Linked DNA regions of Mus musculus: region 2 is linked to region 1. The links are chromatin contacts, found by Hi-C or POLR2A ChIA-PET in ENCODE. All regions are on one chromosome and are shown on one strand. Each heading gives the region's core, a stretch centred on a gene start or an enhancer-like site at or near the end of the contact. The rest is flanking DNA. Distances are from core to core; before and after follow the strand shown. Region 1 holds the start of Nfia (nuclear factor I/A). Region 2 overlaps Nfia (nuclear factor I/A).

Evidence for each region. A loop is a pair of places that touch in the nucleus more often than their neighbours do. ChIA-PET counts read pairs that join two places held with the same protein, here RNA polymerase II (POLR2A).
Region 2: a map of heart shows a loop between it and region 1 (2.0-fold over the local background). The contact joins the enhancer-like site here to the promoter of Nfia in region 1. A Hi-C loop is called at or near these places in 5 of 37 maps with a recorded cell type or tissue (adrenal gland and heart). POLR2A ChIA-PET finds 5 or more read pairs at or near these places in 1 of 5 experiments (Patski).

What each region holds. Positions count from the first base shown.
Region 1 is chr4:97,775,024-97,780,741 of GRCm38, reverse strand. Nfia (nuclear factor I/A) reads right to left here and starts at 3,116. Exons shown (of 11, transcript NM_010905.3): 1 at 2,748-3,116. The coding sequence starts at 2,774. Gm38709 (a long non-coding RNA gene) reads left to right here and starts at 3,319. Exons shown (of 5, transcript XR_003955232.1): 1 at 3,319-3,713; 2 at 4,519-4,616; 3 at 4,929-5,718.
Region 2 is chr4:97,811,714-97,817,431 of GRCm38, reverse strand. All of the region lies in intron 2 of Nfia (nuclear factor I/A), which reads right to left. Among named protein-coding and RNA genes, the nearest start is that of Nfia, 37 kb to the right of the region's middle. Within about 2 kb of position 2,716, at least 1 of the 3 ENCODE cell types and tissues checked has a DNase peak (open chromatin) inside an H3K27ac peak, as active enhancers do; it is heart, where a contact is called at or near this core.

The sequences.
Region 1 (5,718 bases), core at 1,867-4,366:
TATTATGCCCAAAAGGTTCCTAGGATGCAAATAAAAGAACACAGCATTTTATGTAAGTTTACTCACATGACAATTATACTTAGACAACTTATTAACAGAAATATCTCCCCCAAAATCCAAACTTTTTAAAAAAGAAAAAAATTACAGGAAATGTCCAAGGAAAGCATAAATGATTCAGGGGGGTGGGGAGTATGTCCTCATATATCATATTGCTGAACAAAACACCATAAACTGTGTCATATTTTAAAATTATTGAAGAGAAAAAAGTAATATTTTACATAAATAGCTGGTGAGAATGTTACAGACCACCAGTAAAAAAATAAACCTGTGGACCTGCTTCAACGCCGCATTACTCTGAACCAGCATCTAAAATGTGGATCTGTTTGAAAACAGGCCAAGTTTAAGAGCCACAGAATAGTGGTAGTGCTGGAAACCACTTTTTTTTTCCTTTGAAAGGTTTACTCATAAATTTCTGCTGAACTGTCAGTATTTAGGCAGGTCCATGAGTTGGTTGTGATAGGCGCATCCTCAATCAAAAGAAGAGGCCTGCCAGTCTCAAGGCAAAGCCCTTCAAAGTGCACACAAGCAGGCTGAGCCTACTCTTTCGGTTAGAGCACGTTTATCACCATGCTCACTGGATCTTTTTATTTTTTAAATGAGCAATAAACGGCCCAAGTTTTTCTTTCTGAAACTGGCTCTAACGTATTATAAATATTCCAGAAAGTTAAATAAATTGTAAATCAACTTTTAAAGACCCTCTCATAAAACAAATGAGCCTTTATCCCCTGCTTATTGTACATTTTCTTCACAAACTGCTACACCAAATAAGCGTTTCTCTTAGTGGTGTGAAGGCCCAGTGAATGCGTCAATCAAAGCTGCCAAGTGTGTAGGAGGGGGAACGGGGAAGAAAAGAAAAAAAAAAACTTTCTTAACGTGATAATAACTCAAGAGAAGCTAACTTTGTTAAATACCTGACTCTGCCCGAGGCCTGCATGGATTCGCAGGTATGCTCCTGAAATACACAACCCCAGACCAGAACTTTTATCTTTTCAAATCTCGCTCGGAAGACAAGGCTGTGTCCATGAGGGTCTTTCTCGACATTGCAGCAGGCTGGTCTTATCTACAAGTTCTATGTGTTGCAAACTTTTGCCAGCTAGAATTTCAGCCTTCGAATCTCAGCACTTTCACTGCAGACTATAATTCATTCAAATTATCTTACACTTTGCATCTTATCCATATGCAATTGTGAACCCTGCCAGAAGTAGTTGGAGAAGTTTTCACTCCATACTTCCACAAGTTACTAAAATAGTAACTTTGGAAGTTGCGGGGGGGGGGGGGTACTTTTACAATAACTAAAACAACTGCAATCCATTATTAATGTGAGGCCTAAATCCCAAACAGACCATCTCCACATAAAAGATGCATTTAAGAGTCTTCTGAGATCAAATAGCCAGTGTTATTACTGTTAGATACTGCAGTAAGAAAGGAAGTCATATGGGAAATAAATCCAGACTCTACAGCGGAGAGGAAAAGCTACTGATACGTCCAGCCTTCCAAAGTATTCCCGGTAAACCGTTAGCTCCAACTCATTGAAGGCACAGTGGTAGCAGGGTTTTGAGGGAGTCGTGAAGAAACCTTGTGCTGGAAGCATATAACTTCATGTAGGTGATTACTGGCCAGGGTGCAATGTTTTAAAGCCATATAAAGACTCGTACTTAAAGAGAAAAATTAGCGCAAATCACTCTGACTTTATGCCTTTTAGTCAGAGAAAATAAATAATATATTCAAACGGGACCAGATCCGGAGCCGCAAAATAGCAGTGTTTCCTTGCTGCTGGTGCAGACTCGACCGGGAGGGATGGGCTGGGAGGCTCGGGCAGGAGGGGCAGGCGGAGGGGCACCAGGCCCCACGCCGCGAGTGGGGCTGCAGGGAAAGTTGCCGGGTCCTGCTGGCTGAGCCGCCCGGGGCTTGCCTAGGCGGCGGCGGCGGCGGGGCAGCCGACTCGGGCCCTGGCCGCCGCTCGCCCTCGAGCCGGAGTCCCACTCCGCCCGCAGCGGCCCAGCCCGGCCCGACCCGCGGCCTTGGCGGCTCTGTGGCCTCCGCGGCGTGGGCTCGCCAGACCCCGAAACTTTCGCCTGGGGGTCGCGGGCAGGAGGCAAGGACAGCAAGGTCCCGGGCCGGCGCGGGGAGTGCGTCTCCGCAGCCCACGGACTAAGGCTAGCACTGCCCGCCCGCCGCGTCCGAGGGGCGCTGCCCGGGCCGGCCCGCAAAGCTGGCACAAAACAAAAGTAAGAGTTCGGGGCGTCGGCGGGGGGCGCGGCGGCGCGGGAGGACCCCGGCAGCCAGGGCGCCCCGGGTGCAGCCGGCGTGCGGGGCTTGCGGGGCTCAGCCGCCCCTCCCTGGAGCGGAGGAATCGCGGGCACCGCGCTCCGCGCCGCAGCCGCCAGAGTCCAGATTGCAGCGTGTCAGGGGCTGCAGCCGCGGACACACGTGCGGGGCGCCCGCAAGCCCCGGCGGAGCTCCGCAGTCCGGCGCCCCGATATTAATTAACGCATTAATAAGAGGGCGCCATTAGCCATGTGCCCACACAAATGGCCGAGCAGGAGGAATGCACCCGCATGGAAACAAAGTTACTTTCTTAAAGCTGCAGCCCCCCCCCCCGCACACGCGCGCGCACACACAGAAACACGCGCAGACACGGCTCCCGCCGAGGCACACGGCCGCCCCGCGCCCCCGCAGCTGCTTACCTGGGTGAGACAGAGCGGAGAATACATAACTGCCGGGCGGCGGGGGGTGCGTGCACGTCTGTGTGCGGGCTGGAGGTGTGCGTGAGTGTGGGTGCGAGAGGGAGAGAGAGGAGGAGAGAGCTAGGAGGGGGGGAGGAATAAAAAATCAAGCCTGCTTCTTGCGTTCACATTTCCAACTCGGCTCAACTGCAGCAGCCAGCGCTCTTGCCGCTCCACGCGCTGAACTTTAACCCCGCCTAGAGTTTCCCTACACTCCACTATACTGTCTACTGTACGCGGGCGTTAAAGGCATAGCGCACCCTTTCCCGCTCCCGCGCCGGCCGGCCGGGTGCCCGCGAGCTGCCCGCGCGCCCGCCTGCGCCGCGTTCTGCACCGCACCGCACGGCCGCCGCCCGCTCGCGCCGCCGCCGCGGGGGTGTGGGGGTGGGGTGGGGTGGGGGTGGGGGGGCGGGGTGGGGGGGAGCCGGGTGGGGGAGGGGCGGCTGCGGCGCTGACACCGGTCCCCAGCCTGCAGGGCCGCCCGCCCGCCCGCCGCTCGCTCCGCGCTCGCTGCCTCCCGCGGCCCCCCGCCCCCCGCCCCGCTCGGCGCGGTCCCCGGGAACGCGGCGCGGAGCGGTTTTTTCAGCGTGTCCTCCGGGCGGCTATAGGCTGCCACAGGATGTGCTTAAGCAAACAAAACTACTTTTCCTCCTCCCCATCCCCCCACCCGCGCCGCAGCCCTCCGCGGACGTCGGGAGAGGATTGGGGCAACTTTGTCGGGGCGCCCCGCACCCCCGTGGGCCGCGGGTTGGGCTCCCTAGGAACCCCAGAGAAGGGCGCGCGTTACATTTGCATGTATGCAAATTTCTTGTAAAAAATCAGACCTTCTAGGTAACTTTTCCTCCCTTCCTCTGAAATGCGGTAAAGCTCAAAAGCATTGTAATCTCTCCTGCGAAGCTTTCTATGGGAATAGTATCGTCGGGAGAGGTAATATGCACAAAAGCCTGCTAACTTTTCAGCTACGACTCTATAGCAGTCAGAATCTGGGGGTGGGGGGGATAGGAAGATCACCCCAAAGATTCCCCAGATTGCGGGGGAGGAGGTGTCTGGAGAAAGCAAGGAGGAGAGTCATGAGCGAACGCTCTTCTCTCCCAGAACCCAGGAGCTGGTGGGTTTAAACACAAACGCCCAAAAAAGTTCTGTCACGTCAGAAACAACAGTGGTTTAGCTGGGACATTTTTCTGTATACTGAGAAGGAAAACTGTGAAAGGGTTGCCCCCTTAGGAAAGAGATATGTTTGTATCCCCAAATGGGAGCCCAGGACTAACATCTGAGTCCCTGTTCCCCAGACACACTCTTCAAGGGTGCGTCTTTGTGGATCCCAACTTTTCCCTTCCCCAGGTAATAGTTCTCAAGATGGAAAAGAGCTTCCTGCAATTATTTTAGGTTTGCTAAAGTATTGTTTTGGCAGAAGGGGGGGGGGTGGTTTTAGGGTTTGGCACATTGCCAACAAGCCTGCTCTTCCAGCTTTCTTTTTCTTCTGTCCTTCCCTCCTTCCTTCCCTCTTTCTTTTCTTTCTTTCTTTCTCTCTTTCTTTCTCTCTTTCTTTCTTTCTTTCTTTCTTTCTTCCTTAAAAAAAAAAAAACTCAACACTTTCTCTCTAGACTCTCTTTTCTTCTAGAGGGGGAAAAAGTATACCTGTCTCCTCCAAACTCTCATTTTCTCCTCCTCCTCTCCCTCCTGAAGTTTTGCAGCCTTCTGTATTTACCTACCCTTCTTTAAAACTCCCCAGATTCCGACGCTGGCACACAGACTGGGAATCCGCTCCCTGGTGGAGATGACAGGACTAGAGTCTGCAGGCATGCCCACCCGACAGAAGAAAGTGAGGGGGTATGATCACTTTCATTCAGATTTTTTTTTCTAGGTGGGTAAGCCTGCTACTAGAAAAGGCCAAATATAATGTTCTGCTGAGACAGCCGGCAGTCTAAAGTTTGTTTGTTCTCTAGTCCGTTTAGGGCTAATGCTCAAGAATCCATTCTTCTCCCCCTGATTCCCACCCCCTGCTCTTGAATATTCTTGGAATCCATATTATTCCGATTACATATTAAGGATTGAAGGAAAGTAATAGCTTCAACCTTTAGTTAGAACGTCCATTTTCCCAAACTAAGCAACTGCTTTTCCTTGGTTCCTTGTGGCTTTCAGGAAGGAAGAAATGCCCTCCAAGCTAAGAGGAGTTAGAGAAACATTCCTGGCCACGAAACCCTTTGCTGGGATCTATAACTTCAAGACTCTCCAAGTTTCCTCGACAGAAGTTTCTGGCTGAGGGAACCAACATGTAACTGAGGCACAGTGACAAGTTATTGTCCCGTGTGTGTGTGTGTGTGTGTGTGTGTGTGTGTGTGTGTGTGTGCGCGCGCGCGCGCGCGCGCTCTGGGGAAGCTCTCTTCCAAAGTGGATTTTTTTTTTTTTTGGTGTATAGATACACTTCACATCTGCCTCTTTTCAAAACAGCAAAGAATTTTACTTTTGATTCTCAAGGGGATTTTTTTAAATAACTGCCTGTTGCCATGTCTTCTTTTTTTAAATGGGAAAAAGTAATTGAATGCTGATATTTCCACTTTAGAAACTTCTTTTGTTGCAGCAGTGGATGTGCCCGCGATTTCCAGCATTCTGCGGTTAGCAATATTATCTTAAGTAACTTTTGGCGCCCTTCGTAAGACTTTTGGATATGGGACGATTGTTTGCGCCCTCTAGGCAAGGGCTGGATCCAAGTTCAGCACCAAAGCCCTCCACATCCGCTCCTGCTTTCTCTCCTATCTGTGCCAGCTCCCGCTCCCTCCCCCGCTCCGGAGGAGGGTGGAAGGCGGGGGAACACTACAAAGCCCAGTTCCAACTACAGCCTTTGCAAACTAGACTGAGAAAAATACCGTAGAAGAGTTACAGTTACAGAATGGCTTCTGGTAACTTTCTCTCCAACAGGCATAAATTTAAA
Region 2 (5,718 bases), core at 1,467-3,966, 37 kb before region 1:
GAAAGGACTCTCTCTCTCTCCAACAGAACACATAGGTTAGACTGAAGGAGAAGGGAGTTATTTCACCTAGTATGAAATAATCTGATTTAAAAAAAAAAAGGATGGTAAAACAGAAAGGTTTTACACATGCAAATCCATCCTTGTACACAATTTCAATTCTCTTATGCTCATGATCTATATTCCTGCTCTCCAGATGGGCCATCCGCTTAACACCAATGCCAGGAACAGCTTGTGTATTGTTTGTTTAAAACAAAGATGATGGATTAAATATCATATGCAATGTGAGTAAAGAGGTTAAGGTTAATACCACTGGTTCTGAAATATATGATAAATTAAGCCCGTATAGTGTTGCTCAAGTAGATGCACATAAATAAAGATTTAATTTCATTTTTCATAGTCACAAGAGGAAGCATGCATTCATCTAGAATATGGAGTCTTTCCATGGCTCCAGATTTATTCTTGTTCTAAGGCATCATTACCCTCCAAATTACACAGACTTATGTCATTTCACTGAAACACTCATTCACCCATCACAGGCCCAGATCCAACACTAACACGTTTGTCTTAAAATTATGCCAAAATGAGCAAACTTGAGATTCTTTCACCTATATTTGAGTAATCTGCAAATTTTCTCGAAGAAACCCCCCAAACCCTACTATTTCTATGTGCACTATAGAAAGAAAAGAAATCACAGTGCAAGTGTCTTCCTACCCTCTGCAGTGTTCCATCAAGCTGCCCACAGAGGAGTTGCTGACAATGGAATAGCTTGTGTCAGGACCAGTTCCACAGCAGTAGCTTCTTGCCTTGACTACTGACTGACTTTGACCTCATAACCACATGCAGTCTCCATTAGAAGAATTATTTAAGAGAAAAGAACAAACATTTAGAAACCAGAATGGAAGGACTGAACAAAACAGAAAGATAATTCCTTAAAGGGATTGTGCTGATAGGATATCATATAAGAAGATTATCAGCAGCAGGAAAGCGCTGAGTAGTACAGAATCTCACAGAGATGGCTCAAAAAAGAGATGGCAGCATGAGAATGTCCCATGTCTCATATACACACACCAAACAGAGAAGTGAGGGGTTCACTTGGAGCAGCCAAAACACAGCCCAAACCTAGAAAGAGTTCTACTAGGGCCACCAGTCCTACCAACTGGTTAGATTGAAACTTTATTTAAGCTGGAATTTGGCCCTCCACAGTTGCACCACAGTGAGAAAATATTTAAAGAAAGATATTTTGCAATTCCCATGTTTGGAGTGAGTAATGAAATCCATAGTGCTTGCTACTTATGTTGTCTTGATGTTGGTTCATGACATCCATATAAAATGTCAGGACAAAGAAGCAGATAGATTGTCTCTAGTGAGACTATAAACAACCCTGTGTAAACTCTGGGACATATTCAAGTTGGTTAAAAACTTCAAACTATAACAACTTCACTGCCAAAAGCACAATCAATCCAATAATTGCAGATTACTTTTTTTTCAGATTACAATGCTCGATTGCAATTTTCTCTTACATGTTTTTACCGAAAATAGATTAACAAGCATCATACAAACATCCAAAGAAAGGGAGACTGTCATACAGATTATTCTCATTATTAACATAAACAACTAGAAGTACATCATGAGTAAAGTCCATTCACAATTACAAAACACATATCTCATCCAGGTCGTGGGATCTAAATTTTGGATTAAATGGAACTTAAGGTCCCTCACAACTAGGACATTCTATGATTCCAAGCCTATGGCTACCCATTTGTTTCCTAGAATCTTTCCTGTGATGGGCGGTGATGCTGGTCTCCCTTTAGAGTATCTTTCCACCTTCATATTAACCCACTGCAATGACACACACTCACGAAAATGAAATTCTATAACTTTAAAACTGAAAGACAGTGTGAAGGAAGCAAAGTCCAAACTCATTCCATGTCACCTCTGACTTCTGAGGTCTAGGTGGTAAACATTTCTTCTTACCAAGATACTATCGAGTACATTCATGCTTCCAAACAAGTTAGATTAAGAATTCCTCTTTGCGTTGATAGGATACTGGCGATCTGGTCACACACTATTGAACATAACTTGGTCCGCTCTGTGTAACATGGTATCTACTGTGCACATGATGGAACCTAATGTGCATGTGATGGTGCTGAGCAAGAAAGGTTCTTTCATTTTGAAATCTATTTACAGAGTGAAAATTCTTCACCCCATGAAGTGAACTCTGTTTGTGTTGAGTGTATAGTCATCACTTCCTGTGAATGAAGTAAAAATAGAATCCAAATGAGTAGAAAAGTGTCTTCATGTTCAATGAAAACTAATTCCAGGGGAGAAAGTGGAAGTGCATGTACATAATGTGTGCATGTGTGCATGTGCAAAGGTGTGTAATGTGTGCATGTGTGTGTGTGTGTGTGTGTGTGTGTAATACTTCTGTTTTCTTGTTTATAAATTTTACTCCATATAAGTTTTACTTGTTTTTGAGGAGAGAGTTTTGGGTAAACATTTCTGACCATAGTAGGTAATTTCTAAGCCAGAATCCAAAGAAGATAGTATATGCTTTTATAGCTAAAAAGGGTCTTTCTTAAAATCAATAAGGTAACTGCCTAGGTTGTTACTTGAAAACAGCCATTCAAAATGCTCCGGGAAGGGCATAGTTAAAGGCGGTCATCTGATCAACCCTAACCCACACTGGAGCACACAGCTATTGCATCACTGGACGATCACAAGTCACACGCTGTCCTCAGCCCGCTCCATTGAGTAACAGACAATGCAATGCTTTAAATTTGATTTCCTAATGTCCTAGAGGTCAATTTAAGACCTTAGAATTTGCTAATACAGTTATCACAAATTTATTTTAGATTTTTAAAGCTGTCCCTGGAATTATGTCGAGCAGTTATCACTAACAAAATACAGTACCCGGCCCAATACTGTCCAATGCAAAGCATGCTATGTTCACTTTAAATTTAATATGGGGATCTGAAAGTTTAAAAAGTCTCTATGCTCCAAATGTTCTTAAAGTCCTACTTTCAGTGTCTTCATCTTTCTTTAGTTTAGAACTGGAGAAGTGATGAATGTGTGCTGTGCAGAGACGTCCCTTTCAGTTTAAAATGGATTGGACTACAAGCTGCTAATAACTTCCAAGAGCCAAACTATGGAGGCCCCGAGTGTCTCCACAATGTCTTTCAAAGTGTTTTCGGGAATGGCTTTGAGGTGGGTCTAAAAAAGGAGTGCCCTGCCTTGTACTGGCTGCTGTCACTGAAAACTGTCACTGTCAGGGCAGACATGAAAATCAGTGGTCATGAGAACAACAAACCGGCCAGGGTTTGCCTGGAATGCTCAACCCTGTGTAGCAACAGACATGATTTTGATTCTAACAATATTTCCAAACAATTCTTAAATCTGGCAGACAGGAAGAATACTAATCACCTAGATAAATGTGTTTCTTCTACATTCTGGAAGGGTGCCACGAGAATATATCCCGTTTAGTGAGCCTCCATGAGTGGAGTGCTGGCCCACTCGGCAATACTTATTGAATTTCATATTATTTTATTAGGATGTTGGTACAGACACTATGCAAAACTCCTCAATTAAGTTAATTCCATCTTGTCAGCTCATATAATTATAAATGTTACAGAGCCTAACACAAACCACAGAACATACCACAGAACTTAAAGTAAAGAAATGCTATTTGACCCATAAAAACAGTCAAATGGAGACAGAAGATCCCTTCTCCTCCTTGAGGACACAAACATGCTGTTTCTAGAGATCAGGCTCCCTCCGAGAAACAGGTATACCCTACAACACACAGGAAATGTGCTGCAAACTTTCTCTATGTGCAAGCTTTTCCCTCAAACTTTTTATTTTTAAAATAATATCCAAGTTAACATGGCCCAAGGAGTGCAGACAGATGTGTAGCTTTTCTATCCAAAGACTAAAGTCAAGTGTCTGCTCATGAAGTATAACCCTGATACATTGTCTCTAAGTTTTGGCTGAATATCCTCAACAATTAAGCAGATATCATCACGAATCCATTTCTTGACCCTAACCTAAAGAATCATTTTTGTCAAAGAACAAAATGTTCAGTTTCCTTAGTATACAGAAACAAAAGCTCAGTTACAAACATGATGCTATGTTGGCCATGTAGATTGTTTTATGAGTGCCCAGATGAGAATGAAGTGCTGACTCATGCCAGTTTCTCCGATTAATATATCATAAGCTCACGTTTCTAGATAGTGTCTCTGAATAAAAGACAAACGAAATTTCCTCTCACTAAACACCTGCAGTGTCACTTTCTGAAGGTGTGTGGCACTTGTGCTCAGTAACTGAATTAGTTCCCGTGGAAAAGCCATTCATTATATGGACCAGATAAATAAGGAAAGAAATGTGTGGTCCAGGGTCAGGCATCCAAGTCAATGGTAGATGAGTTTCAGGAACTGGGAAGGCAGAATTTCTAAGTCTTACTAGGGAGGAGAATAGCCATGTTAAGGTTAATGCCACTAGGTATGTCCACAAATATTTAAGATTAAATGCCAACTATAGTCTTTGTTTCAACTGGAAGTCATACTGATCTATCTGAAATGTTTCCTGCTTGCATTACAGAAGAAAAGACTAATGGTGCCTTTTATGTTCTCTACACTGCATTAAACAATCTTGAAATTGAGAGACAATCTCATTTTTCCAGATTAATGTGATTTGCCTCTTACCTGGATACCTGACGCTGTTACGTTTTCTAGTTCCCTCTGAGACGCACCATGTCACGTGTTATTTCAACACCAAATGGTCTAGTTATATGGACCCAGACTCACATGCTCCATTTGCCACACAGACCCCTCACTGGTGTGGCCTTTCTGCTTTGTCATAAGGTTCTTCCCTGGGAGATGCGTACAGATATGCACATATACCCGTTCCCTGGGAGATGCGTACAGATATGCACATATACACGTTCCCTGGGAGATGCGTACAGATATGCACATATACACGTTCCCTGGGAGATGCGTACAGATATGCACATATACCTGAACCTCTCACTCCTGCACTTTGTCTCTCTCTACATAGAAGTTAAGAAGAGTGTGGTCTCATCCTTCTCCTGCCATGAGTTCATGTACTTAGATGATTTCTTTCCTTTAGAAACAGTAATAAGGTATTTGCCTACTGTGTATAAGGCCTGAGCTTCTATGCTTAGCACTTCAAATAAATAAAAGTAAAATTTAAGAAGATAACAAGAAGGTTGAAGAGATGGTTCACTGGTTAAGAGTTTTTGTTGTTCTTGCAGCGGAACCAGATTCAGTTTCCAGCACTCACGTGGGGGTTCACAACCACCCATAATTCCAGTTCCAAGAGACCCAACCCTCTCTTCTGACATATGCAGGCACCAGGCATGCACGTGATACACAGATACACAGATATGCAGAAGGTAAAATAGTCATTATATATTATGATATATATATATACATACATACATATGTATGTATGTGCATATATCATAATATATAATGTACATCATTGATAGTATGAAATATACATATAATTTGAAATATATATATATATATATATATATATATATATATATATATATATTAAAAACAAGATCATTGAAGCTAGGGACCCTGTCGTGTGTTTTCACCACTAGGATTAGAGACTCATACACAACAGGCACTTAATACATGTATTTGGTAGTTTAATGCCTAAATAATAAACTAAAACTTATAAGGACAAAAATTAATC